Regions from separate parts of the Homo sapiens genome. Here region 1 is linked to region 2. A link is an interaction called in ENCODE POLR2A ChIA-PET data of the cell type or tissue named here. Cell type or tissue: B cell. All regions are shown on one strand.

The links. Peaks named below come from ENCODE experiments on the same cell type or tissue, not always from the same donor. Only the 100,000 strongest peaks of a DNase experiment are listed, where the experiment ranks them.
Region 1: POLR2A ChIA-PET joins it to region 2 with 10 read pairs; 10 of 35 experiments call an interaction of 5 or more read pairs at or near these places.

What each region holds. Positions count from the first base shown.
Region 1 is chr17:50,995,467-50,997,966 of GRCh38, reverse strand. It overlaps SPAG9 (sperm associated antigen 9), which reads left to right. Exons shown (of 30, transcript NM_001130528.3): 16 at 1,273-1,402; 17 at 2,434-2,500. Among named protein-coding and RNA genes, the nearest start is that of SPAG9, 120 kb to the left of the region's middle. In B cell, no CTCF peak of the experiment used is centred here; no DNase peak of the experiment used is centred here.
Region 2 is chr17:51,126,805-51,129,304 of GRCh38, reverse strand. No RefSeq gene overlaps it. Among named protein-coding and RNA genes, the nearest start is that of SPAG9, 7.2 kb to the right of the region's middle. RefSeq lists a silencer at 988-1,211. In B cell, no CTCF peak of the experiment used is centred here; a DNase peak (open chromatin) is centred at 1,044.

The DNA.
Region 1 (2,500 bases), 130 kb after region 2:
GAAAATTGCTTTTCAGTTTTTATAAAAGAGAAGGATTTTTTTTTAAATGCCTCATTTTTGCTGGTATGACAACATTGATAAATACCTATTAATAGAAATGTGAATGGCCTTTAGAGGTAAATGAGCCTTTATCCTAAATGTTTGAACATTTCTGTTGGTGTCAGAGGACTTGGTTTTCCATCCTGACTTTACTACTCATTAGGTACAAACACTTGGGCAAATTAACCTTTCAGAGCCCCCAGTTTCTCTGTCTGTAAAATTAATCTGATAACCTATCTCAAAGGTGATTGGACCCAATTATACAGTTATCTGTAAAGTATCTGACATATAGGTAGATATGTTAACTGTGGTATATATACATAGCAACTCATCTTATGAAAATTTAAATGGCCAAAATAATGGCAAATTATTTTCAAAATCATTTTAATAATATTTTACCTTATAACTCCAAAGTTTACCAAATCAGTTTGCATTTTTATTTTCTGAAACAAGTTAATGGGATCTAAAATCTAACCTATATCAATCTTCCTAAGCAGATATTGATTTACTCAAGTTTTAAATCACTTCTAGCACGTTTTCTGGCATTAGGATATTCTCAGTAAATATTTGTTGAATGAACAACAACAACAAAAAAGCCAAACATACTTAAGAATTTTCCCCTTTCATATGGCCAGCATCTGAAACCTGATATAAATTTGGTGGCTGATGATTCAATTTAATGTAACAAAGCTGCTTGGTAACCTGTTAAAGCTTAGGCACTGAATTCACTGCACAAACTTAAAAAGACCAGCTTTAGTATAACACTTTGTTTGTTTGTTTGTTTGTTTTTTGAGATGGAGTTTTGCTCTTGTCCCCCAGGCTGGAGTGCAGTGGCACCATCTTGGCTCACTGCAACCTCCACCGGGTTCAAATGATTCTCCTGCCTCAGCCTCCCAAGTAGCTGGGATTATAGGTCCGCACTACCGTGCCTGGCTAATTTTTGTATTTTTAGCAGAGACGGGGTTTTACCATGTTGGCCAGGCTGCTCTCGAACTCCTGACCTCAGGCTATCTGCCCTCCTCGGCCTCCCAAAGTGTTGGGATTACAGGCATGAGCCACCGTGCCCGGCCTATTATAACACTTTTTAAGGAGCTGTTATAGTTGAAATAAACTAATTTGAAATCATGTAAATTTTTGTTGTTTTTGCTGTTTTAGTGACAGAGGAGAGATAAAACTGGGGATAAACGTAATTAAACGTATTCATGTAATTAGGAAAATCTTTTTTCCTTTTAGAACTGAAGCTAGTTTAGCCTCACGCAGAGAACAAAAGAGAGAGCAGTATCGTCAGGTAAAAGCACATGTTCAGAAGGAAGACGGTAGAGTGCAGGCTTTTGGCTGGAGTCTGCCTCAGAAGTACAAACAGGTAATATGCACATGTGGTAAGAGCATCCAGCAGGAAAGAAGAGGGCAAGTTGAGTGTGCGTGGGCATGAAGGATTCACTGTACGCATCCCAGCCCTGCTCATCTCAGCCGCATGGACTGGGCACACATTTAAGCATGGAGGGTGGTGGTTTTCAGGCTGTTTTCTAGAGCTGTAGAACTCAAATGAAATGCTCTGAGTCTGTGAGGGGGGGAGGAGTCAATAAAGGGTGGCTAAGTGCATGGAGTTTGAGGTACCCGCTCTGCTGTAACCAGAGCAATTCTGGTTTAATATTTGAAGATTTCATTTTTTAAAAAACCAGCATCATTGTTGAAAAAATTATTGGCATGGAACTTTTCAAACTGTTCATTTAAAATTAAGTTCAGGTCTTCAGGAATTTTATCTGTCTACTCCATAATTCCTACCCCAAAAGACTCACATGTTCATGTACAAACACATATGCATGTGCACGTGTGCACATATGTGTGAATTAGAGCCTCTTTTTGAGCTCCCATTATATCCTGTTTATTGAATTGCTCAACTTGATTTTTCTGTTTTTCAAATAAGAATGGCAAAATTGGCTGATGCCTGTCATTGGCTCATGGTGCCTGTTATTGACTCATGCCTATAATCCTAACACTTTGGGAGGCCAAGGTGGAGGATGGCTTGAGCTCAGGGAGTTTGAGACCAGCCTAGGCAACATAGCATGACCTCATCTCTACAAAAAATTTAAAAAATTAGCTGGGTGTGGTGGCCTGTGCCTGTAGTCCCAGCTACCTTGGAGGCTGAGGTGGGAGGGGACCGCTTAAGCCTGACAGATTGAGGCTGCAGTGAGCCATGATCAAGCCACTGCACTCTAGCCTGGGCAGTAGAGCGACCCTGTCTCAAAAAAACAAAAAAACAAAAAACCTGAACTTGATTTCAAGGAGTAAATAACAGCAGTGCTTGCTCATGTCTCAGTGGATCTGTAATAAGTTCACTTTTGATGAGGCTTACTAATGTGCCTTTTTCACTCCTCCTTCCACCATTATTAGGTAACCAATGGTCAAGGTGAAAATAAGATGAAAAATTTACCTGTGCCTGTCTATCTCAGACCTCTGG
Region 2 (2,500 bases):
GAGTAGCTGAGATCACAGGTGTCTGCCACCATGCCCAGCTATTTTTTTGTACTTCTAGTAGATACTGGGTTTCACCATGTTGGTCAGGCTGGTCTTGAACTCCTGGCCTCAAATGATCCACTCACCTTGGCCTTCCAAAGTGCTGGGATCACAGGCATGAGCTACCACGGCCGGCCTATATTTAGCAAATTTTCTTCTTCTTCTTTTTTTTTTTTTTTTGAGATGGAGTCTTGCTCTGTTGCCCAGACTGGAATGCAGTGGCGTGGTTTCAGCTCACTGCAACCTCTGCCTCCCGGGTTCAAGCAATTCCCCTGCCTCCGCCTCCCGAGTAGCAGGGATTACAGGTGCCTGCCACCATGCCCAGCTCATTTTTGTATTTTTAGTAGAGACGGGGTTTCACCATGTTGGACAGGCTGGTCTTGACCTGACCTCGTGATCCTCCCGCCTCAGCCTCCCAAAATGCTGGGATTACAGGTGTGAGCCACCGCGCCTGGCCATATTTAGCAAATTTTCTTCTCTCTCTCTTTTTTTTTTTTTTGAGACGGAGTCTTGCTCTGTCGCCAGGCTGGAATGCAGTGGTGCGATCTTGGCTCACTGCAACCTCTGCCTCCCAGATTCAAGCAATTCTCCTGCCTCAGCCTTCTGAGTAGCTGGGACTATGGGCGTGCGCCACCATCCCCAGCTAATTTTTGTATTTCTAATAGAGACAGGGTTTCACCATGTTGGCCAGGATGGTCTTGAGTTCTTGACTTCGTGATCCGCCTGCCTCAGCCTCCCAAAGTGCTGGGATTACAGGCGTGAGCCACCGTGCCTGGCTCATATTTAGCAAATTTTCTATAGTGAGTATGCATTTCTTGTATAATTGGGAGGGAAAAACCCAAGCAACCTGAGGTAGGAGGCAGGGACTGGACTCCAGAGGCAGAGGTTGGACACTGGACCAAACTGAGGACTAGCTTAAAAAAGCCCCAAGGCAGAAGCAGTTTTCTATAAGACACACCCACCAGCGTGCCCTGTCAGTTTACCATTGCCATGGCAACACCCAGAAGTTACCACCCATTTCCATGGCAATGACCCAACAACCCAGAAGTTACAACCCTTTTCCTAGAAATGTCTGCATAAACTGCCCCCTATTTTGCATGTGATTATAAGTGGGTAAAAATATGAGTGCAGAACTGCCTCTGAGATGCTATTCTGGGCACACCGACTATGGGGTATCCCTGCTCGCTAGGAACAGTACCTCTGCTGCTGCTATACACTGCCACTTCAATACAAGTTGCTGTTTAATACCACCAGCTTGCTCTTGAATTCTTTCCTGGAGGAAGCCAACAACCCTCCCTGGCTAAGCCCCAATTTGGGAGCTTGCCTGTCCTGTATCAAACCTACTGTTTTGAAAATATGTCTTTTATTCCCAGATGAATGCAACTCTATGTGTACAAAGTATACTGAGAGGTGGTGGTGGGCCTCCTCTTCATCCACTCAGCCCAAGTCAGAAAAAGTGGAGAGAGAAAATAGACCTGCACACAAATATGACCGACATTCCTTGGCCCCATCAAAAACAGCCTCAATACTGGGATTCCTGCTTCAACCATGTGTACAGCCTCTTCTTAGAGGCAATTCCAGTGAATCCAAAGCTCTTGGGGAACAGGGAGTAAAACAGAATAGTTATTGTCTAGAGGCCTTCTAACTTCAACCTGGATACATTTACCCATCTTGTTTTGGCACATTAAAAAGGCTTTCAAGGACAGACATAGTGGCTCACTCCTGTAATCCCAGCACTTTGGGAGGCTGAGGTGGGAGGATCACTTGAGCCCAGGAGTTTGAGACCAGCCAGAGCAACAGAGCCAGACCTTGTCTCGATAAAAAGTAAAAAAATAAATTAGCCGGGGTGGTGGCGTATTTGTAGTTAGTAGGCTGAGGTGGAAAGATCCCTTGAGCCTGGGAGGTCAAGGCTGCAGTGAGCAGCGATCGTGCCACTGTGCTCCAGCTTCAGTGACAGAGTGAGACCCTGTCTCTTAAAAAAAAAAAAAAAAAGAAAGGCTTTGGCCAGGCATGGTGGATCACGCCTGTAATCCCAGCACTTTGGGAGGCCGAGGCCAGTGGATCACTTGAGGCTTGGAGTTCGAGACCAGCCTGGCCAACATGACAGAACCCTGTGTCTACTAAAAATATAAAAATTAGCTGGGTGTGGTGGCATGCACCTGTAATCCCAGCTACTCAGGAGGCTAAGGCATGAGAATCGCCTGAACCTGGGAGGTGGAGCTTGCACTGAGCTGAGATCTTGCCACTGCACTCCAGCCTGGGTGACAGAGTGAGACTGTCTCAAAAAAAAAAAAAAAAAAAAAAAAAAAACTGAGGGCAGTGGCTCACGCCTGTAATCCCAACACTTTAAGAGGCCAAGGGGGGCAGATTGCCTGAGGTCAGGAGTTTGTGATGAGTCTGGCCAACATGGTGAAACCCCATCTCTAGTAAAAATACAAAAAAAATTAGCTGGGTGTGGTGG